Regions from separate parts of the Homo sapiens genome. Here region 2 is linked to region 1. A link is an interaction called in ENCODE POLR2A ChIA-PET data of the cell type or tissue named here. Cell type or tissue: PC-3. All regions are shown on one strand. Each heading gives the region's core, and the rest is flanking DNA. Links, peaks and the distances in the headings are about the cores only. Region 1 overlaps LINC00423 (long intergenic non-protein coding RNA 423). Region 2 overlaps PDS5B (PDS5 cohesin associated factor B).

The links. ChIA-PET counts read pairs that join two places held together with the same protein. Peaks named below come from ENCODE experiments on the same cell type or tissue, not always from the same donor. Only the 100,000 strongest peaks of a DNase experiment are listed, where the experiment ranks them.
Region 2: POLR2A ChIA-PET joins it to region 1 with 8 read pairs; 2 of 35 experiments call an interaction of 5 or more read pairs at or near these places.

Annotation. Positions count from the first base shown.
Region 1 is chr13:32,809,014-32,814,401 of GRCh38, reverse strand. LINC00423 (long intergenic non-protein coding RNA 423) reads left to right here. Exons shown (of 5, transcript NR_047020.1): 5 at 4,762-5,212. Among named protein-coding and RNA genes, the nearest start is that of LINC00423, 100 kb to the left of the region's middle. In PC-3, for the core only: no CTCF peak of the experiment used is centred there; no DNase peak of the experiment used is centred there; H3K27ac peaks cover 1,312 bases.
Region 2 is chr13:32,666,282-32,671,669 of GRCh38, reverse strand. It overlaps PDS5B (PDS5 cohesin associated factor B), which reads right to left. Exons shown (of 35, transcript NM_015032.4): 7 at 3,826-3,906. Among named protein-coding and RNA genes, the nearest start is that of PDS5B, 83 kb to the right of the region's middle. In PC-3, for the core only: CTCF peaks have their summits at 2,229 and 2,429 (motif pointing right); no DNase peak of the experiment used is centred there.

The sequences.
Region 1 (5,388 bases), core at 334-5,333:
GCAACTATAGACACTGGGAACTAATACAGGGGGAGGGAGAAGAAGGACAACAGTTGTAAAACTAATTATTGGGGACTATGCTCACTACTTGGAGGATAGGGTCAACTATGAACCCCAAACACCAGCATCATGCAATATACACAAGTAACAAACCTGCACATGTACGCCCTGAATCTAAAATAAAAGTTGACTTAAGAAAAAAAAAAGTATCACCTCTTAAAAGGTGCTACTTTCATGTGAGCTAGATATTTGAATTTTGTTAAGGGAGTGGGATTGGTTTTTTGGTTTGTTTGTTTGTTTGTTTGTTTTTCTGAGAGTCTCGCTGTGTCACGCTGGCTGGTGTGCTGTGGCTCACTGCAGCCTCAACCTCCCAGGCTCAAGTGATCCTCCTATCTCAGCCTCCCGAAAAGCTGGGACCACAGGTGCACACCACCATACCCAGCTAACTTTGTAGTGAGGGGGTGCTCCTTATGTTGCCCAGGCTGGTTTCAAACTCCTGGTCTCAAGCAATCCTCTTGTCTTGGCCTCCCAAAGCACGGGGACACTGGGATTCCAATGTGAGCCACTGCACCCAGCTGAGCTGATATCTGAAGGGTGACAGGCAGGCATATGAAGAGCTGAAGCTCTAGGGAAAGAGAGTTCCGAGCAAAGGGAATCACAGGTGCAATAGCCCAGAGGCAGAACAAGTCTGGGGTGTTCTAGGGAAGAGAGACTATAACTGGAGCTGGGGGCCAGGGAAAGGAGGAATAAAGTGAGGTCTGAGAGTAGAAAGTACCAGGTTGTGCAGGGCCGTTAGGCCATGGCAAAGAGTGTGAATTTATTCCAAGTGCAGTGGGAAGCCACTGAGGAAATCAGGGTAGGGGTGAGAGTGACAGAATCAGATCTGCATTTTAAAAATATTAAGTCTTAAATCTTTCCCATTTTTGTGGATTTATTAGTAAAGCCAGGAAACATGTTAAAAGGCTATGGCTGTGCTTGCCTTGGCAGCACATGAACTAAAACTGGAACAATACAGAGATGAATATGGCCCCCTGTGTTAAGAGCCTGCAGCTAAACGTGCTTTTTCTGATTCCAGAGCCTATGCCTTTTCACCTGTTCTGGAAGATGCAGCTCCTTGCAGGTCATTCCAAAGTAAAAAAGTTACCGCCCGTTTATAAGTATGCTAGAGAACCGTTCTTCAGAGAGGGCCATTTTCAAAGTGCTGGCCAAAAAATGTTACTCTTATTCAAAATCAAAAGAATAAAAACTGCTACACAGGCAGGAACAGGTTCTTTTTGCCTCTACCTTTCAACATGATCAATGTAATATGCTCAAAAGTCCGCAAGTCTCATAGGTACTTTCTGGTGAGTTCAAAGATGGCTGACTCTGCTGCACAGAGCAATGTTGCTTGACATTTACAGTACTGGCTCATCTTTGCAAACAAATCGACATTGCAGTTGAGTTGAAGTGTCCATGGCACGGTTGTCTGCATGGTGTTGGGCTGTCTAGGCTGGCTCTGATCCTCTGGATATAAGAACGTGCGTTTTACATGGGACCAGAAGATCAAGATAGGTAAGTCCTGCCAACTCATGAAAGGCCATCAGTCCACAAGAAAGGGCAGAGAGCAGGGTAGGAGTTCAGGAGAAAGGCAATCTTTAAAGTGTCCTTCACTCCTGGACCAGCCCAAACTATTCTGGGTATTTCTTTTCCTTTTTTATTCTTTTTTTTTCCAGTAGATGATACAGCTTTGCAATGCAATCTTCGCTGGTACAAAAGCATACTTGTGTGTTGCTGAGCCTGAGTGATGTACTATATGGGAAAACCACCAGTGCAAAGAAGATATTAATTCATGTACACCCTATGAAGCAATTTCATGCTTTTATAAGTTTAATGTTATTACAATTGGGTCCAGCTTTTGCTGTAATTCTTTTCTCAGAAGGGGCATTATAATGTGCTGTCTAGGAGCCTATTTTATCCCGTAGCCGTTATAAGCTAACTTAACTACATTAAGATCACGTTAAGAACGTATCTAGTAACATAAAAGAAAATCAAAACTAAAAGCAGGAAATGCTCTGGATACTGAAATTTACCATTAAATACATGGCCACCTCCTTCAGCAAACACACACATACACACACTGCAGGGGACTGTTACTTCCATTTCATCAATAAACTGAATAATAAATTCAGTATTTCCAATAAATTGAAAAGTGAATTATAATGAAACTGGGTATCTGTTCCCCCAAAGGTTGATGAGTACTCACTTAGAAAAGGCCACTTAGTTCGTCCTCTGTCTCTAGAGAGAGTTACTCCATTTCTAAGGATCTCAGTTTCCATCAGTAACCTGTACTCATTCAGTCAGCCTTTGCTGAAGACCTACTACGTGATTCTCAGGCCCCGTGGGGTCCCTGTCCCACCTGTGCCGCAGTAGACATGCAGTAATGAGTGAGCACTGCCGGCTGCAGGAGCTGCAGAGATGCCCACTGGAGTGTCCCCCAGGAATGACACACATTGCATTTCCCTACAACAGAAGATCCAATTCAGAAGTTTTGTTTTTGTTTAATTAAAGAAAAAAGATGCTGAATACAAAGCACCCTTCCTGTGGCTAAAGCAGGGATGCAATAGAGAGGCAGCTGATTGCAGGTCAGAGACTAGAAAGGAGCAGCAGGTCCCAGGAATGGGTGTTGTTTTGTTTGTAAAGCCATTCCCAGGTTATGTGACACTAGCAACAGCCCTGGGTGGTTGATTCAGTGAACACAGATCGAGAGTAAGTGGAGGCCAAGACAAATGACAACAAAGTCTCAAAAGGAGGAAGCAACTTGCTGGGCGAGATCAGCACAGAACAGCACTGCTCCCACGTCAGGGAGCTCACAGAGGAGCAGGCTGGACAGGATCCACACTGACGAAGGCGCCCTCCAGCTCTCTCATGAGAGAGATGGAAGGTGACATGTGAACCCCGCTGCATCTTATTTATGGTTTGCTGTGTCTAATTATGGTTGAGAGAGTATGTGTGTGTGTGTAACATAAACCGCAAAGAGATCTTATTTCCTAGTTTGGGTTCTGTCACATTGAAGTAATTTTTCTGTGACTTTATAGAGTTCTGTGGTTAAAACCCATCCAAGTACTGTGATAAATAACTGCCTGACCTGGGGGACCTGCAGGGGACCCTGGTGATGGCCAGCTGTGCTTTTCTTTTCTTTTCTTTTCTTTTTTTTTTTTTTTGAGACAGATCCTCACTGTCTCCAGGTTGGAGTGCAGTGGCACGATCTTGGCTTACTGCAACCTCCGCCTCCCGGGTTCAAGCAATCCTCCTGCCTCAGCTTCCTGAGTAGCTGGGACTACAGGTGCACACCACCACATCCAGCTAAGTTTTCGTATTTTTAGTAGAGACAGGTTTCACCGTGTTGGGCAGGATGGTCTTGATCTCTCGACCTCATGATCCGCCTGCCTTAGCCTCCCAAAGTGCTGGGATTACAGGCGTAAGCCACCGCACCTGGTCTAGCCCTGCTTTTCTAAGATAACCCACACAGCTATAAGTGTCAAAAGGGGTGGTTCCCATTGGTCTGAACCATGGTAGGTCGCCATGGTACTAGATAGGATGCCAAAAGCACAAAAGAAAAGATAGGTAAACTTCATTAAAACTAACAACTTTTGTGCTTCAAAGGACAACATGAAGAAATTGAAAAGACAATGTACAAGACAGTAGAAAATATTTGAAAATCCTATATCTAATAAGGGACTTATAACTAGAATATAGAAAGAACTCTTACAACTCAACAAAATAACCTAGTTTTAGAATAGGCAAAGGACCTCAATAGATATTTCTTGAAAGACAGATAAATGATCAATGAGCCAATGAAAAGATGCTCAACGTCGTTAGTCATCGGGGAAATGCAAATCAAAACCACACCGAGACACCACTTCACATCCACTGAAATAGCTATACTCAAAAAGACAGACAATAACAAATGTTGGTAAGGATGTGGAAAAATTGAAACCCTCATACATGGATAGTGGAAATGGAAAATGGTGCAGCCAGCACTTTGGGAGGCTGAGGTGGGTGGATCATGAGGTCAAGAGACCGAGACCGTCCTGGCCAACATGGTGAAACCCCGTCTCTACTAAAAAATACAAAAAATTAGCCAGGCATGGTGGCGGGCGCCTGTAGTCCCAGCTACTCAGGAGGCTGAGGCAGGAGAATGGCGTGAACCCGGGAGGCGGAGCTTGCAGTGAGCCCAGATGGCGCCACTCCAGCCTGGGCGACAGAGCGAGACTCCGTCTAAATAAATAAATAAATAAACAAACAGTTTGGCAATTCCTCAAATTGCTGTGACATGTGACACAGCATTTCTACTCTTAGGTATACACCCAAGAGAACTGAAGACACTTGTCCACATAAAGCCTGTAAATGAATGTTCAGAGCAGCCTTATTCATAACAGCGACAATGTAGACAAACCAAATGCTCGTTAATTAATGATGGATAAACAAACTGTGGTTCTGATAGACTGAATAGTGGCCTCCAGTGGCCCTAACCCCTGGAACCTGTGGTTGTTATCTTATATGGCAAAAGCACTCTGCAGATGGGATCACGTTAAGAATTTTTTTCCAGTCAAGGTTTTATTCCGCCACCCAAGCATGGAGTGTAGTGGCGCCATCTTGGCTCACTGCAGCCTCAACCTCTGGGGCTCAAGCAGTCCTTCCACCTTGGCCTCCCAAGTTGCTGGGACTACAGTTGCATGCCACCACACCTGGCTATTTTTTTTTTTTTTTTTTTCCTTATAGAGATGTTTCCCAGTATGGTCTTGAATTCCTCAGCTCAAGCGACCCTCCTGCCACAGCCTCCCAAAGTTCTGGGATTACAGGCATGACCCACCATGCCTGGCTACCTTGAGGACCTTAAAAGAGGGAGCATATCCTGAATTATCCAGGTGGACCCAATGTAATCTGAAGGGTCCCCATATGAGGGAGGTAGAGGAGGATTTGACTACAGAACAGAAGGCAATGTGACAACTGAAGCAAAATGCTACATGCTGGCTTGGAGGATGGAGGAAGGAGCCATAAGCCAAGGAATGCCAGCAGTCACTGGGAGCTGAAAAAGGTGAAGAAATGGACTCTCCCCGAGCCTGTAGAGCAAGTATGGCCCTATTGACCCTTGATCTCAGCCAAGAGAAATTGATTTCAGACTTCTGACCCCCAGAACTGTACGGCAATAAATGTGTGCTGTTTTAAGCAACCAATTTTGTGGTAATTTGTTATAGCAGCCATGGGAAACTAATTCAGTGGTACATCCACACAATGGAAGTATTGATACAGGCTATACAATACAGATGAATCTTAAAAGTATTGTGCTAAGTGAGAGAAGCCAAGCACAAAAAAACATGTATTTATGATTCCGTTTATATGCTATAT
Region 2 (5,388 bases), core at 217-5,216, 140 kb after region 1:
CAGACCAGACTACCTAGCCATGAAGAAAGAAGAACAAATTCTATTTTGCTATTCTTTCTTTTTTGGTTTTAAAAAGAACTTGTTTGTCCTTCCTATTTATCAATTTTATGGGAAGAGAATTTCATGACATCAAAGGTTAATTTCTTATTCAGGCTGAAAATAAAGTGGCTTTTTTGCTTCCATTCACAAATTTTCTCCTGCTTAAAAAATAGTAAAACAAGTACTATTTACTTAATAAATAGTATATTCCTTAATAAAGAACAATAATCCTTCCCAATCTCACCACCCAAGTGGTCAAACCATCATCATCTTCTTCTAACAGTCTGGGAAAAACTTATTTGAAAAATTAAGGGAAAAAAATCATTCCCTGGTTTAATTTCTCACAAATTCCATAAAAAAACACATGTATTGAACACTTTTATAATCTCCAAAAAGGCAATGACCAAGTTGGTCTTCTCCAATGTGTAAAAGCCTACCTAGCACAGTGCCTGACACAGAGGAGGCATAGAATATATGTTTGGTAAATGAATAAAAAATATGCAAAAGACAGTATGATACAAATATGGGTAAAACAATCCAAGTCCTTCCTAAGAGGTGAAAATTTAGTGGAGGTAGATTTAGATTTGATTAAAATATTTCCTTCCAAAAATTCTTTCATTTACAAAAGCGTAGCTAATTACATACTACAAATTAATTTTTTTGTACAGCAAATGTCTCCTAATGAAAGATGTCACCAGTCAGTAATAAATTCTACCTTACATTTACATGGCTAATTTTAATTACAAAATATTTCACATTAAATAACACATTCTCCACCACCACCCAAGCATTGCAGGTGCAAAAACAGAGGCTCAGTGGAATTAAGCAATTTAACCAAATTTTACCTATTCCAACAAGGATTGGATGTACTTTTTTCAGTCCAACAAAATAATTTTTTGCCATATCCTAAAATTTGTGATAAAAAAAGAACTGGTGAAAAATAACATCATTAAGAAGTGATGCGTGTAGGAAATTTTTAGAATTATCACCATGTACTTTTTGTTCTTGATATTCCATCTTACCTTTTAAACAAATATATATGTACTGTTTAGCTTCCTGGATTGTTGTGTTACAACAAATTCTATTTAAAAAAAAATAACCTAGGCTGGGCATGGTGGTTCACGCCTATAATCTTAGCACTTTGAGAGGCCAAGGCAGGCGGACTGCTTGAGCTCAGCAATTCAAGAACAGCCTGGGCAACATGGTGAAACCCTGTCTCTACAAAAAGTTTTTTAAAAAAGGAAAAATTCACCAGACATGGTGTTTCATTCCTGTAGTCCCAGCTACTCAGGAGGCTGAAGTGAGAGGATCACTTGAGCCTCAGAGGCAGAGGTTGCAGTGTAACAAGATCACACCACTGAACTCCAGCCTGGGTGACAGAGCAAGACTCTGTCTCAAACAACAACAACAACAAATTTTAATACATAAATAACCTATACCACCACAGTGATTTCTTAAGTCTTGATATGTAAGAAATACTATCGAATAAAAAAAAAAAAGAATGTGTCTGTATGTGTGAATGAAAAAGAAAAACAGAAGAGAGAAGTGGGGTTATTATCTCAGTATCTTACTCCTATTTTTAATTGTTAATTCTCAACTAGGAGGATGAGTAAATAATAGCTGTTTTAACTGTAAGTCCAAAAGGGCTAAGAATGATTTCTAAGACTGAACTAATTTTACCCTACTACAAGACGATTAAGTCCACTAGAAAGTGATTTTACATGTAATTATAAAGGTCTGAAATGGAAACATAAGTAGACAAAAAGGAACTAAAGGGAGGGAAAAAGCAATTCTTATTTTCTAGCTAACCTTCAAATAAGGCAAGGAACAAGAAAACAGGGAGAAATAAGAAAATAGTGGACAACGTACTGAGACAAAGTATATAATTCAATGTGTACTCAGAACACTCTGGCCCCTGCTCCCCAGCTTTTGATAAAGACATAATATGAAAGTTTGGGGAGTTCATGGGGGAAGGATTCTATTTCTGCAAGCAAGAACAACAGGAAATTAACACAAGGTATAAGTGATAAAGAAATGTTTTTACCTTGATGTATTCTGGGATTGTTAAAAATATTTCCTCAGCCTTTTTTTCTTTATTTAACTTCCATTATAAACATTTTCAAACATACAAAATTTGAGAGAACAGTATAACGAACCTAATCATCTAACTCTAACAAGTATCATCATTTATTGTGGGTTTTTTCCTTTAATTGCCCCAATCAAATATTGATTTTCCCCAATAACAGTAGAGATATCAATACAGTATAGCGTTCTTTTCTTATTTTTATGCCAGAAAAAGAAATCAAAATAAGATGTGTCCCCCCTCCCCTCCAAAAAAAAAGAAAAAAAAAAACTGGCTTGGCAATATGAGTTTAAATAAATGGCCACCAGGAGGAGCTCACCTAGTGTGCTCTAATGGCCCATGGAAATAGTCATTTAGAAGTACTTGAAGCAAGGGAAAAGGATAATTACAGAATGTTTTAAGTCTAGGTCTACACACTTCAAGTGCCACTAAGCCAATGATGAAAAAACTCAATCCAACCAATTTATTTCAGCCAGTACCCGTAACTTACAAAACTGCAGAAACCAGTATTGGAAGTTCCCTGAAAATCTTGGAGCAATTAAGATAGATTACAGATTTGATTCCACAGCTTCTGAAAGTTTACCCTTCAAAACAATTTCTTACAAATTAAATTAATTTTTCCAAATCATCGTATGCTTGGGATTCTCTAAGGCTATAAGCCAGAAACAAAAGCTGGAATTTATTAAGTTACTGTTTTATGAAGTAGTTAGTTTTCAAAGTACATCTTTTCATGATATATTTCATACACTGACTTTAAATTTGTGTATACTACAAGAAAAACTCTCCCTCAAATTTTAGGAGAATGCATAAGTAATTATTAAAGGCTTTCTTTCTTACTTTACTCAGGAATGCAAATTTATATCCTTTACTTGTCTGGAGGTGAGTGAAACTGAAAAGCAGGTGGAGGGACTGAACTGTTACACAATTCCAAGGGCCACCATTAACACTGTACTCTACATTTGTATTCCAGGAGGCACCATTCACACAGAATATAATATGAATACTGCCACCTAAATCTGTAGAACTCAAAAGAACTGTGGAGAGAAAATAAAACTTACCATAAACTTCTGTCAGTGAACCTAGCAGCTAAAAAATATTTCTTCTAAAAATAAATACAAGATAGTCAACCATAAGTAAGTAGATTTGGGGTGATACTGAAAGGTCTCATTTTATTACAATTGTTCCTTTTTTCCAGAAAAGATAGATTTATATGGAATCTACCCCAGGAATAGCAATAGATAAGCAACTTTTACTAAATCACTACTGCCATTCATACTTGCCTTCAATTTCTAGGTCTTAATATTAGTTCATATCTTCTTCTTGTACAAATCAATTTAAGCTCCAAAAACCTGTAAGCAACGTCTCTGAATAATGAAAAGTTCCATATGTTTTATCTAATTACATTTAACTCTATTTCTATCAGTAGAAACAAACAGAATATCTTGCTAACCAAAATAAAACTGTTTAAGTTCTCAGGCAATTTGAAAGAAGATAAAAGAACAAATAGGATGAGAGCAAGCCTTCCAAAAAATATAAAGCAAGAATAATTTTAAGAAGGAGAAAGAAAATATATTACTTAAGGGTTAAAACAACACAAATTTGTTGTTTTTAAAACTATATACTATCTGATGAAATTTTGCTTCTAGCAAGTCTTTAAATTTTCAGTTTAATCCTTCTGACAACCAATTACAAGTAAGACTTACATTGGTAATATATGGCTCAATAGCTTGAGCTGTCCTCTTCAGTAAAGCCTTTGCCAAATCATATGCTTGCTTGTTTAAATTCTGAAAAACATAAACAATATCTATATTATATATCTCTAACTATGAAAAGCAAAATATTACCTGTATTCAAAATGCTACTTGAGTAAATGAATGAAAAAACTAAGACTCAATTGGAATAAAAGAGAGAAGGCAAAACCACTTTTCTTTTTTTAGGACTAACTGGCCTACTGGATCTAAGATTCCATCCACGTAAGGATAATTATATTCTCTTCCTATTTTGTTCATAACATAATGTAAACCACACAGAAATGGTCAATAAATGCTTATTAGATAGAGTCACTCTAGATCTAGTCCCAAAATCAATTCAGTTAAGTACAAATACAAGCTGTTCCACTTCAGGTCCAAAAAACACAAAATATCCTAAGAGAATGAACTATGTTCTAGTGTGGGCAGCGATGGGCATCCCATAGGCGGGGAGGGACAAAGGAGTTTTGGGCAGCTGTAAAAAAGCAGATTACTCAAACACATTTCAGAGCACAGGTAAGTCAAAGGATACAACAGGAAATACAACAAATAGTAAAGTACGGGCGGAAGATAACAAGAAAAAACATCATAAGAAGCTATGTTTCTAAGAGACTTTGATAATGATACAAGGAAGTAAAGATAAAAAATGGAGTCACTACCCCAGTTTAAACATATTCCAGAGAACAGGAACACTGTATATATCCTTAAACTCACACTCTTTACTCAGCATATTTTTAGATTTACCTGCCTTAATGCTTGTATTTTATTATTTCATTCATACTAACTGCTGTTTAGATATACTAGATTCTTTACTGATTGTCCTATTCATTGACATTAAATTATATGTCTTGTACAAGTCTCCTTGTGTAAATGAGAAGTAATTTTCTGTACATTTTATCTTTGCCATTTTTCAGTTAGGCTGTTTAGTCTTGCTTTTATTTATTTTTATATTTTCTCCATAGATTCTATGGACTAAACTTTCATCAATTATAGATGTTTCTTGACTTATGATGAAGTTACATCTCAATAAACCCACAGTAAGTCAAAATGCATTTAATACCCCAATAAACCATTATAAAGTAAGTCAAACCATTAAGTCAGGAACTGTCTGTACATGTATAACACACCTTAGTCTATACTTGTCTTTTCACAATATTTATGGTGTCAAAGTATGGAGACTTTTTTTCATTTTTTTTTTTATGGATATGTAACAACTATGCTTATTCTGGGGATACATGTGCTATTTTGATACATGTATACACTGAATGATAGTCGAATCAAGGTACCTGACATATCCATCACCTCAAATATTTATGTTTTCTTTGTCCTGGGAACATTACAAATCTTCTCTTTTAGCTATTTTGAAATATAAATTATTGTTAACTATAATTTCCCTACTGTACTATCAAATACTAGAAAGAGGATGGGCACTGTGGCTCACACTTGTAATCCCAGCAATTTGGGAGGCAGAGGCAGGTGGATCACCTGAGGCCAGGAGTGCGAGACCAAGCCTGGTCA